Regions from separate parts of the Homo sapiens genome. Here all the other regions are linked to region 1. A link is a contact called in ENCODE Hi-C or POLR2A ChIA-PET data. All regions are on one chromosome and are shown on one strand. The core of a region is the stretch at or near the end of the contact, and the rest is flanking DNA. Distances in the headings are between cores, read along the strand shown. Region 1 holds the start of INSR (insulin receptor). Region 2 holds the start of SH2D3A (SH2 domain containing 3A). Region 3 overlaps PRR36 (proline rich 36).

Region 1 (4,100 bases), core at 382-2,881:
AAAGGAAAAAAAAAGAAAGAAAAGAAAAAAAAAAAACAAACAATTGCAGGTAGTGGGGTAAACATGCTATGAAAATGAGAGAGAAGGGGCCAGGCGCAGTGGCTCAGGCCTGTAATCCCAGCACTTTGGGAGGCCAAGGCCGGTGGATCACCTGAGGTCAGGAGTTTGAGACCGGCCAGGCCAACATGGTGAAATCCTGTCTCTACTAAAAATACAGAAAATTAGCTGGGTGTGCTGGCGCATGCCTGTAATCCAAGTTACTTGGGAGGTTGAGGCAGGAGAATCACTTGAACCCAGGCAGGTGATGTTGCAGTGAACTGAGATCTGGCCATTGCACTCCAGCCTGGGCAACAGAGAAAAACTCCATCTAAAAAAAAAAAAAAAAAAAAAAAAAAAAAAAAAAAAAAAAAAACAGAGAGAGAGAGAGAGAGAAGGAAACGGAACTGGGGGGAGGATTTGCAAAAATATGGTTAGGGATGGCACTTCAGAGATGAAGCCATCCTGGAGTGTTACGGGCAAGGGAAATGCTGGGGCAAAGGCCCAGAGGCAGGAATAGGTTTGGCCTGTTGCATGAACAGTGGGTCCAGCTCCTAGCAAACTGTTTATTGAATGAAAGAAGAATGAATGCCTTGGGTCTAGGGTTGTGCTGGGCGCTTTCTTAAGTTTTCTTTCCCGGGTACCTCCCCAGAACTGGCATGCAGGTATTATTAAACCCATTACACAAGTGAAACTGGCCCAGAGACAGAAAAGTCCCTGGTCCAAGACCACACAGGAGTGAGGGGTGGAGGAACCCTCCTCCCATTGAGTTCTGGCTTTCCTATACTGAAAGCCCCTTCCTCTCCTGCAGTAAGGTAGGTGGAACCGCTGTCCCGCCTTGTTGGTGAATGTCGTTGCTAGACTTCAGACACATACAGGCTGGTCTGCTGAAAATCAGAGATGTCCACCTGCGCCCTATTCGAGGTCTCCGGCGTCTTCTTTGGCGTCGTCTTTGCCCTTTCAGAAGCGTCTGCACATTTTTCCAGGTGTCATTTCTCCAACTTGAACACAGGGAGCGCACTGGGCACGCGGGCACGTGGCTGTCCCCAGGGGCCTGGCTTGGGTCTCGCCCCTGGGCCGGGGCGCACTCGCGGGCGGGACATCTGGGGGCGCCCACGCGCTCTGGGACGAGTGTCGCTGGCCAGGCCCGGACTGAGGAAAGGCGAGTGAGACACTACTCGCCTGGGGTGCAAAATTTAAGGGAGTGAAAAAAAAAAAAAAAGAAAGAAACCAAAACCACCTCGAGTCACCAAAATAAACATTTTAATGCAGTATTTTTTAAAAAATCAACAGGAATCCTCCAAAGCCCACTATGAACAAAATAGCAAAATGGTAGAGAAAGGATCTGTGCCGCTGCGTCGGGCCTGTGGGGCGCCTCCGGGGGTCTGAAACTGGAGGAGACTCGGGGCTGTAGGGCGCGCGGATCTGGGGCGCGCCCTCGGTCCCGGCGCGCCCAGGGCCTCCCGCGCGGGGCCCGGCACAGGGAGGCGGGGAGGCGGGCGGGGCGGGGCGGGGCCGGGCGGCACCTCCCTCCCCTGCAAGCTTTCCCTCCCTCTCCTGGGCCTCTCCCGGGCGCAGAGTCCCTTCCTAGGCCAGATCCGCGCCGCCTTTTCCCGCGGCCCGCACGGGGCCCAGCTGACGGGCCGCGTTGTTTACGGGCCCGAGCAGCCCTCTCTCCCGCCGCCCGCCCGCCACCCGCCAGCCCAGGTGCCCGCCCGCCAGTCAGCTAGTCCGTCGGTCCGCGCGTCCCTCTGTCCCGGAGCCCGCAGATCGCGACCCAGAGCGCGCGGGGCCGAGAGCCGAGAGACAGTCCCGGGCGCAGCGCGGAGCTCCGGGCCCCGAGATCCTGGGACGGGGCCCGGGCCGCAGCGGCCGGGGGGTCGGGGCCACCACCGCAAGGGCCTCCGCTCAGTATTTGTAGCTGGCGAAGCCGCGCGCGCCCTTCCCGGGGCTGCCTCTGGGCCCTCCCCGGCAGGGGGGCTGCGGCCCGCGGGTCGCGGGCGTGGAAGAGAAGGACGCGCGGCCCCCAGCGCCTCTTGGGTGGCCGCCTCGGAGCATGACCCCCGCGGGCCAGCGCCGCGCGCTCTGATCCGAGGAGACCCCGCGCTCCCGCAGCCATGGCCACCGGGGGCCGGCGGGGGGCGGCGGCCGCGCCGCTGCTGGTGGCGGTGGCCGCGCTGCTACTGGGCGCCGCGGGCCACCTGTACCCCGGAGAGGGTGAGTCTGGGGGCGCGGGCGTGGGCGGGGAGCGCCGCGATGGGGAGAGGACCCCACCCAAGCCAAAATCGAGCCCCCGCTTGTGGACTGAGAACCCTCCCCAGGGGCGGGGGGCGGTGGCCAGGACGGTAGCTCCTGCATCGCGTAGGGGGAGCGGGAAGCCTCTGACCTTGGCCTTTGCCCGCCCGGGCTCGCGCCTCCGCGCCCTGCGTGCCCGACCTGAGCCCGAGGAACCTTGCCCCGGTGCCCGCCCCGCCGCGGGCTCCTCTCTGGAGCGCGCCTCCGACCCGTGCCCCGGCCCCTCCGAGCCCAAGTCGCTCCGGAGACACGACACGCGTCATCTTTGGGTCGCGGCCGGGAAGTGGGGTCACTGGGTCTGGACAGCCCCGAACAGCCAAGTCCCCCGAGCGCATATGGTGTAGGTAGAGCCAAGCGCCCTGAGTGCCTCACCGGTGGGTGACGCTGCCTGGGGTCAGGGACTGCAGAGCCCCCCTCTACCCAACTACCTTGGATCTAGGCCCGTGGCCACCCCGGACTCTAGGTCCATGTTTACCCTTTTGGGTTCTGTTTCCAGATGTCCGGAGGCAAATTCTAAAGCCTTAGCAACAGCAGCAATTGTAGCAGAAGTAGTGGCGGTTTTTTACCCTATTTATTGTAATTGGTATCACCGCACGCCACAGCCTAGTCTATCTTATCTCTCTGGACTGTCACAGTGGCCCCCGGAGGCAGATACAGTTATGCACCCATTTCACAGAGGAGTAAACTGAGGCTCATGTAGGACGCATAACTCCCTTGCCCTAAAGTCAGTGCCAGAGCCAGGACTTGAGCCTCTGTGTGTCCCGTTCTGCCCAAGAATCTGGACTACTGTCCCTTGTCTGCTGTCTCCTTGACCCCTCCTCTCCCCTCAGCCCTGCGCTTCATGAAGGAGCCTTTGACCTTGAGTGAGCCTTTCGTTCCCCCTGACCCCATGGGCCCCTCTCCCACGTGTGGGCAGCATCTTCCTTGGGCTTGACAATAGGCACCTTTGGGGTTGTAAGATGAAGATGGCGCAATCATTTAAGGAATATAGCCTGGGTTTCCCACTGTGGGGTCTGAGGCCCTGCTTTAAAAATATCTGTTGGGTTACTGTTTCAGATTTCTCCATAAAAGGAAATCAGTCGTGATGAGGAAGGGGTCAGGGAGGGAAGGAATTGAAGCTCTTAAATGTATTGATGGGGAAACGGGTGCATGTAAAATCAGGTGCTAGAGTGGACCAACCGGGTTTGCTGAGTCGACTCTGTCAATCACATAATGTCTAAAAGCCCCGGGCCCACCCCCCCCCAGCCCCGCCCCCAGGTGCCTGGGAGACAGTAGGTGCTCAATGAAGGGTGGCGGTTAGTTGGAGTTCTTGTTAAGAAAATCTGGCCAGCTGCGGTGGCTCAAGCCTGTAATCTCAGCATTTTGGGAGGCTGAGGCGGGCGGATCACGAGGTCAGGAGATGGAGACCATCCTGGCCAACATGGTGAAACTCCCTTCTCTGCTCAAAATACAAAAATTACCTGGGTTTGGTGGCGTTCGCCTGTAGTCCCAGCTACTTGGGAGGCTGAGGCGGGACAATTGCTTGAACCCGGGAGGAGGAGGTTGCTGTGAGCTCAGATGGCACCACTGCACTCCAGCCTGGCCAAAGAGCGAGACTTTGTCTCAAAAAAATAAAAAAAAAGGCGGGGCGTGGTGGCTCACGCTTGTAATCCCAGCACTTTGGGAGGCCGAGGCGGGTGGATCACCAGTTCAGGAGATCACGACCATCCTGGCTAACACGGTAAAACCCTGTCTCTACTGAAAAATAGAAAAAATTAGCCGGGCGTGGT
Region 2 (3,913 bases), core at 711-3,210, 530 kb after region 1:
AAGAAACTTTCTTCCCCTCTTGAGCCTGGAGTCTCTTCCATATTTGCCAGGGCCAGTCGGGGGAGCCCAGTCTGGAAATTCCCTGCTTTGCAACCTACAGGCATCAAAACTTTTCATCCCCAAGCATCGTTGGCCCTCTAGGCCTCAATTTCCTCATCTGTAAAATGGTGGGTGAGTAACTTTCACCGCAAAGCAGCATCGTGGAGAAAGTGGGCATGCGAAGATTGAAAAGGAGGCAGACAGGATAAAGCTCCAGAGCTCCGGGTTTGAATTTCGCCTCTACCACTTACAAGCCAGGTTAACTTGGGCAAATGGTTTAGTTGCCCTGTGCCTCAGTTTCTCCATCTGGAAAATGGAAGTGATGAAAATACTACCTACCACCCTTACAGGGTGGTCTGTTTGAAAATTAAAATAGAGGCCTCATGCCTGTAACCCCAGCACTTTGGGAGGCCGAGGCAGGTGGATCACATGAGGTCAGGAGTTTGAGACCAGTCTGGCCGAGACCCCATCTCTACTAAAAATACAAAAATTAGCCTGTAATCCCAGCTACTCGGGAGTCTACAGCCGGAGAATCGCTTGAACCGGGGAGGTGGAGGTTGCAGTGAGCTGAGACTGCTGCCACTGCACTCCAGTCTGGGCAACGAGAGTGAAACTCCATCTCAAAAAATAAAATAAAATAAAATAAAGGCAAGTTGACAGAACAGCCCTTGTGTACAGTAAGTGCTCAATAAATGTTAGCTGCTGCTACTGCTTTTAAGACTGTGGTTACTGGGGCCAAGCACAGTGGTTCATGCTTGCTTGTAATCTCAGCGCTCTGGGAGGCCAAGGCAGGAAGTTCGCATGAGCCCAGGAGTTCCAGAGCCTGGGCAGCATAGTAAGACGCCACATCTACAAAAAATAAAATAAAATCAGCTGGGTGTGGTGGTGTGCACCTTTAGTCTCAGCTGCTTGGAAGGCTGAAGCGGGAGGATAGCTTAAGCCCAGGAGGTTGAGGCTACAGTGAGCTATGATCACCACTGCACTCCGGCCTGGGCAATATAGCAAGACCCTGTCTCTACAAGACAAGACTGATGTTAATATGAGGAACTCATCAATAAACGTGGCCAAAGAGTCCTCTCTCTTGCACTAGGTCCCTGTCACCTTTTCTCTTGTTCGTCTCCAGGCATCACGATGGAAGTCCCCCCCACCCTTCTTCCCACCTGGGAAACCACCTGAATGATTTGCCTTCCACCTCCACCAAAGTCCCGCCCCGCTCCAGCGTGCTGTCACTGAAGGAAGCTGTCGCGTTTTCCCGGACGTCTCTCCACAAAACCCGCCACCTAAATGGGGCTTCTTTCCGGAAAATCCGGGAGGGCGGTCTGGAGGAAGCGTACCCCTCCTTACGTCACAGCTGCCGCAGCTACCCCAGCCTGGCGTAAGAGCCCGAGGGAGTTGCCCTGCCCTGACCCGGAGCCTTGGCGGGGAGGGGAGAGAGGCACCCCACTCCACCCCGCCCTGGTCCCAAAGGGCCATGGGTGCTTGGGGCCGCCTGGGTGGAAGGGAGGGGCAGGGTTCTAAGGGGCGGGAACGTTGGGATGAAATTTCTTCTATTGCCCTAAGGGGCGGGGCTGAGAAGGAGGTGGCTGCGGGTGGGCGTAGTCATTCGGCGGTGGTCGTGGCTATATACAAGGGGAGGGGCCACTGGCAGGAAAGGATGCGTGGTGCTCCCCTAGTGGGCGGGGTCTATGGAGAAAGCGGTGCGATGCAGAAGGAGGCGTGGCTAGTAGCAAAAAAAATGGTTTTAAGGGGGCGGAGCAAGGGCCTGGGAAGTTAGTTTGAGGCGGGGCCCGCAGGGGGCGGGGTCTGCAGGAGGTGTGGTCAGGTAACTGGGCTGAGTTCCCACTAGGTGTGGTCTGGGAAGGCTGGGGCGGTGGCAAGGTGGAGGGCGGGGGTGACAGCAGCCCGGAGCCGCGGAGCCTCAGCTTCCGCCTGGACCCAGCCTCGTGGGAGCCCCGCGGGTCCTGCCCAGGTGAGTGGAGCCCCAGGGCAGATCCAGAACCAGGATTATTGGGATGGGGAGTCCTCTCTTTCCAGGTGGGGTCACCGGCTCGCAGGGAGGATCTGGGGTAGAAGAGGTCGCCTCGCGAATGAGAGGGTCGCTGTGCGTTACGCGTGTCGGTGTGCTCGGGCTCACCTGGGCGTGCCTCTCTAAGTGTATTTCCTGTGCAGCACAGAAAGCCATTGTTTCCATTTTTGCCTGAGTGATCCTCTTAAACGGCGAATCAGATCGGGCCCCTCCTTCACTTAAAACCCTTGGGTCATAGAGATTAAAATTCAAAGTCCACTAGTTTTTGCCTAGTCTCTCCTCCTGATCTCTCCAACCTCATTGCCCTCCTATCTACTCCTTCCTCATCGTATTCCGGCTACACCAGCCGCCTTGATGATGTAAAATGTAAAAAGCAAGTCCATCTCAGCTCCAGGCCTTTACCCTTACTGTACCCCTCACCCAGGCGACTCCTCCAAATCTTTGCCTAACTGCCTCCTTCTGTACTGAGGTCTCAGTTCCAATGTCACTTTATAGGAGAGGCTGTCCTGTCCAGCCTCCTCTATCACATCTCCCTGGCTTATCACTTTCATTGATAACTCTTAGAAATGGTCTGTCTTCTCCATTCATCTTGTGCTCGTTTGCAGTCTGTCTTGCGCAGCCGACTGCAAGCTCTGGAGGGCAGGGTGGTGCCGAGCTTTAATCTCCTTAGTCACTGTATCTCTAGGTCCTAGAACAGAGCCTGGTGCACAGCAAGTGCTCCAGCAATGGTCGTCCAACGTCAAAAGCGAGTCCTGCCTACATCTGTGTTTGTGTTGCCTGTGCTGGTGGTTCCCACCCTCCACGTCCTCCCCACACGTGGACACATGTTTATGATCCAACTGGAACATGAATAATCCCCTCTCTCCTCTCTCTATGCTTGGTCTGATTCCTGATTCTGCCCGTTTCTTCTCTTCCGTGCCCGAATAAATGATCCCAAAGGACTCAGAGGCAGGAGATGGCTTAGTTGGCCTTTGGCTGACCTATGGCCACCCTGTGTCCTCAAACTAACCAGAACCTTGCCATTGACTCAACTTCACTCTCACTAAGGGAGACACAAGACAGGAACTTGGGGTTGGGAAACTCTGCGACCGAGGCTAGCCCTGGTCCAGGTGACAAACAGGAAGTGCGCAGGCATTGCAAAGACACACCTGGCTTCAGGTATGCGGCACTGGCAGCTGGCTCCCTGCCCAGCGCTCCTCCCCTAAAGCCACCTAGGGCTGGTCTGGGAACTTCCTGCTGACTCAGGAGGCAGGAATTTCTCTGCAGACCCCACCAGAAGACTTTGCAGGGCTGCAGGGAGAGCTTGCAGGAGAGTAAGAAGCAGATTATCTTCTTCTGGACCATCCAGAGAAATCTCCCCCACCAGACACCTGAGACACACTGGCCCTGAGGCCTGTGAGATTATCGGGAAACTACCAAAATGTCTGAGATCCAAATTCAATCATCATGATAACCACATGTATGGGCTCCGAAATAGAAGGATCTGCAAAGGCAACATTGCTGTTTGCTGACATTGCTACAAAATGTGACCTTTTAAAAATCTTAACCCTGGGGTTACATTCTTTTTTTTTTTTTTTTTTTTGAGACGGAGTCTTGCTCTGTCACCCAGGCTGGAGTGCAGTGGTGTGATCTCGGTTCACTGCAGGGTCTGCCTCCTGGATTCAAGCGATTCTCTCTCCTCAGCCTCCTGAGTAGCTGGGACTACAGGCACACGCCACCATGCCTGGCTAATTTTTGTATTTTTAGTAGAGACGGGGTTTCACTGTGTTGACCAGGCTGGTCTCAAACTCCTGACCTCAGATGATCCACCCACCTCTGCCTCCCAAAGTGCTAGGATTACAAGAGTGA
Region 3 (3,993 bases), core at 1,391-3,890, 580 kb before region 1:
GTACCGCCTCCCGACAATGCAGCCACTCCCCTGCCAGCCACGCTCCCTCCCTCTCCACCGGTAACGCCCCCTCCGCCAGCCGCTCTCCAAAGTCAGGCCCCGCCCACCCTGCCGGCCACGCCCCACTCGTCGAGCCTTACCTGTCAGTTGGCCACGCCCCTTCCTCTAGCCCCTCCTTCTCCCTCTGCTCCACCTTCTCTGCAGACCCTCCCCTCTCCACCAGCCACGCCCCCCTCGCAAGTTCCACCCACACAGCTGATTATGTCCTTTCCAGAAGCAGGCGTCTCTTCCCTGGCCACAGCCGCTTTTGTGGCTTCAGTCTCTCCATCAGTTTCATCCCCTCTGCAGAGTATGCCCCCCACCCAAGCTAATCCAGCGTTGCCCTCTCTTCCGACTCTCCTCTCTCCCTTGGCCACACCTCCTCTGTCAGCCATGTCTCCTCTACAAGGCCCTGTTTCTCCGGCAACATCTCTGGGGAATTCGGCTTTTCCCCTGGCCGCACTCCCTCAGCCAGGCCTTTCTGCTCTGACCACGCCCCCTCCGCAGGCCAGTCCTTCCCCGTCTCCGCCCTCTCTCCAGGCCACGCCCCACACTCTGGCCACTCTTCCTCTGCAGGACTCTCCTCTTCTGGCCACATTGCCTCTGCAGGCCTCTCCCTCTCCTTTGACCACAGTCTCTCTGCAGGATCCTCCTCTAGTTTCTCCCTCTCTTTTGGCCTCACCGCCTCTGCAGGCTCCGCCCCACCCACAGGCCCCACCTTCTATGACTACGCCCCCTATGCAGGCCCCGCCCTCTCTCCAGACCATTCCCCCAATACAGGTCCCACATTCTCTGACCTCACCGTCTCTGCAGGCACCTCCCTCTCCTCTGGCTTTGTCCTCTCTGCAGGCCACAACTTCTTTGGGCTCACCCACTCTGCAGGCCACACATTCTTTCCTGACAATGTCCCCTAGGCAAACCCAAGCTTCTTTGATCTCACCTTCTCGGCCGGCCTCTACTCCCCCTGATTCACCCCCTCTGCAGGCCCCTCTTTCCCTTCCTGCCTCACCCCCTCTGCAGACTTCTCTCTCTCCTGCTGTCTCACCCCTAAGCTCACCCCTGACCATACACCCTCTGCAGGCGCTATCTTCTCTGGCCTCCCACTCTCCTCAGGCACCTCTCTCTTCCCTGATCATGCCCCCTCTGGAGACCCAATCTTCCCTAGCCCCACCCTCTCTGCAGACACCTCCTGCTTCCCTGACCACACCCCCTCTGGAGAACCTACCTTCTCTAGCCCCGCCTCCTCTGCAGACAGCTTCTGCTCCCCTGACCACACCCCCTCTGGAGAACCTACCTTCTCTAGCCCCGCCTCCTCTGCAGACAGCTTCTGCTCCCCTGACCACACCCCATCTGGAGACTCCACCTTGTCCAGCCCCATGCCCTCTGCAAGCACCACCTTCGCCATTGACCACGCCCCCTCCGGAGACGCCCTCTTCCATAGCCACGCCTCCTCCACAGGCCCCACCTGCTCTGGCCTCACCCCCTTTGCAGGGCCTGCCCTCTCCCCCTCTGTCTCCTTTGGCCACGCCCCCTCCACAGGCCCCACCTGCCCTGGCCTTGCCTCCTCTGCAGGCCCCTCCCTCTCCCCCTGCCTCACCCCCTCTGTCTCCTTTGGCCACACCCTCTCCACAGGCCCCAAATGCTCTGGCAGTGCACCTTCTGCAGGCCCCTTTCTCTCCCCCTCCCTCACCCCCAGTGCAGGCCCCTTTCTCTCCCCCTGCCTCACCCCCAGTGTCTCCTTCGGCCACGCCCCCTTCACAGGCCCCACCCTCTCTAGCCGCACCTCCTCTGCAGGTCCCACCCTCTCCCCCTGCCTCTCCCCCAATGTCTCCTTCAGCCACGCCCCCTCCACAGGCCCCACCCCCTCTCGCTGCGCCTCCTCTGCAGGTCCCACCCTCTCCCCCTGCCTCTCCCCCAATGTCTCCTTCGGCCACGCCCCCTCCACGGGTCCCACCCCTTCTTGCCGCTCCTCCTCTGCAGGTCCCGCCCTCTCCCCCTGCCTCACTCCCAATGTCTCCTTTGGCTAAGCCCCCTCCACAGGCCCCACCTGCTCTGGCCACACCTCCTCTGCAGGCCCTTCCCTCTCCGCCTGCCTCATTCCCTGGGCAGGCCCCTTTCTCACCCTCTGCCTCACTCCCAATGTCTCCTTTGGCCACGCCTCCTCCACAGGCCCCACCTGTTCTGGCAGCGCCCCTTCTGCAGGTCCCTCCCTCTCCCCCTGCCTCACCCACCCTGCAGGCCCCACGCCGCCCCCCGACCCCGGGTCCGGATACCTCCGTCTCGGGCCCACGGCTGACCCTGGCGTTGGCCCCCGGCCCGCCGCCGCCGCCCTCGCGCAGCCCGTCCAGCACGCTGAGCGGCCCAGACCTGGCCGGCCACAGCAGCAGCGCCACGAGCACGCCAGAGGAGCTGCGTGGCTACGACAGCGGGCCCGAGGGCGGTGCCGCAGCCTCCCCGCCCCCCGACGCAGAGCTCGCCGCTTGCCACCCGGCTGCCTGGAGTCGAGGCCCCGCTCCGCCGCTGGCTTTCCGCGGAGCCCCAGGTAAGGGGCACCCCAGACCCGGCCTGGCTGTGGGCGGGGTCGGAGGCGAGGCTTCGCAGCTCAGGGGCGGGACAGCTGGGTCCGGGGCGGAGCTTAGACAAGGAGGCGGGACCTTGAGGCAGGGGCGGGGCTTATCACCCCCACGGCCCACCTGGCGTCTCTCCCCGCAGGTGCGCCCCTGCCGTGGCCTCCCGCTACCGGACCGGGCTCTGCTGACGGTCTGTGCACCATCTACGAGACTGAAGGGCCCGAGTCGGCGACCCCCGCCCCTGGCGCACTGGATCCGGGGCCCAGTCCCGGCACGAGCGGTGGGAAGGCGGCGGCTGGGGCCGGGGCCGGGGCGTCCTCGCGGAGCCCGAAGCAGGCGCGCCTGGGCGAGCTGCCACTGGGGGCGCTGCAGGCGAGCGTCGTGCAGCACCTGCTGAGCCGGACGCTGCTGCTGGCGGCTGCCGAGGGTGCCGCGGGCGGCAGCGGCGGGGGCCCAGGAGGTGCGGAGGGTGGTGGCGTCACAGGGGGCGCCCGGGCTGCACTCAGCGACGCCGAACTCGGCCGCTGGGCCGAACTACTGTCTCCCCTGGACGAGTCCCGTGCCAGCATCACCTCGGTCACCAGCTTCTCTCCGGACGACGTGGCCTCCCCGCAGGGTGACTGGACCGTGGTGGAGGTGGAGACCTTCCACTGAGCCAGACCACAGCCCCGCCTGCTACACCCCACCCCTGCCTTAGGATCCGCCCCTCCGGGTACGCCGTTTGTTTTAGACCCCGCCTCCACTGCCCTGGAGCCCCGCTGGGTGGATTAGTCTTAGCTCCCTAGAGCCTGAGCCTTTGGCCTCGGAGGCTCGGGACCTACCCACAGCTTTGACCTAGGCCCGCCCCTCGAGCTCCGCCCCTTTGGCCTAGGACACGCCCCGTTTCCCCGAGTCCCGCCCCGTGTGCAGTGTATTGCCCACCCCGCACAGCCTGAGTTTGCAATAAAACTGGGACACTGGGACTTGCACACCTTCGCTGTCACAGAGAGGACTGGGGCTGGGGGCCTCCAGCAGGCTGAGCGGCGCGGGGGGCCAGGCCAGATAAGGCCTTGCTGGCGGCTGTGCTCGAACCGGTTGGAGCTCTGGATAAAGTGCGGTTTTCCTCTTCTGGGAGAGAAGGGGCAGGCCAGGTGGGGCTAGGGCGGGGCCATGCCGAGTCCCGGCCATCTGGTGCCGCGCACCCATCCACGTGTGTGAACTTGGGCTTCTTGGTATCCGACTTCTGGTGGAAACGTTCGGTGCAGGAGGGGCCTGGCAGGGGCTGTGCGCCCGAGTGGATGAGTCAGTGCGTGGCCGAGGTGAAGGAGCGACTGGAACCCTTTTCTATTCTATTCTAATTCTTTTTTTTTTTTTTTTTTTTTTTTTGACGGAGTCTCCCTTTGTC

The links. A loop is a pair of places that touch in the nucleus more often than their neighbours do. ChIA-PET counts read pairs that join two places held with the same protein, here RNA polymerase II (POLR2A). Pooled maps may share reads with other maps.
Region 2: a loop to region 1 is called in a pooled map, with 4 times the contacts of the local background. The contact joins the promoter of SH2D3A here to the promoter of INSR in region 1. A Hi-C loop is called at or near these places in 2 of 50 pooled maps. POLR2A ChIA-PET finds 5 or more read pairs at or near these places in 2 of 52 experiments (MCF 10A and activated CD8-positive, alpha-beta memory T cell).
Region 3: a loop to region 1 is called in a pooled map, with 3 times the contacts of the local background. The contact joins the enhancer-like site here to the promoter of INSR in region 1. A Hi-C loop is called at or near these places in 1 of 50 pooled maps. POLR2A ChIA-PET finds 5 or more read pairs at or near these places in 4 of 52 experiments (HEK293T, PC-3, T-cell and 1 more).

The regions. Positions count from the first base shown.
Region 1 is chr19:7,291,945-7,296,044 of GRCh38, reverse strand. INSR (insulin receptor) reads left to right here and starts at 1,631. Exons shown (of 22, transcript NM_000208.4): 1 at 1,631-2,253. The coding sequence starts at 2,154. RefSeq lists silencers at 1,050-1,229, 1,370-1,759, 1,780-2,059, 2,200-2,339, 2,390-2,449 and an enhancer at 2,431-3,189.
Region 2 is chr19:6,765,482-6,769,394 of GRCh38, reverse strand. SH2D3A (SH2 domain containing 3A) reads left to right here and starts at 1,960. Exons shown (of 10, transcript NM_005490.3): 1 at 1,960-2,008. RefSeq lists a silencer at 1,422-1,481 and an enhancer at 3,570-3,913.
Region 3 is chr19:7,868,303-7,872,295 of GRCh38, reverse strand. PRR36 (proline rich 36) reads left to right here. Exons shown (of 6, transcript NM_001190467.2): 5 at 1-2,581; 6 at 2,752-3,577. The coding sequence ends at 3,263. Among named protein-coding and RNA genes, the nearest start is that of PRR36, 4.1 kb to the left of the region's middle. RefSeq lists enhancers at 1,899-2,193, 2,693-3,454 and a silencer at 2,339-3,278. Within about 2 kb of position 2,640, at least 24 of the 41 ENCODE cell types and tissues checked have a DNase peak (open chromatin) inside an H3K27ac peak, as active enhancers do; they include PC-3, where a contact is called at or near this core.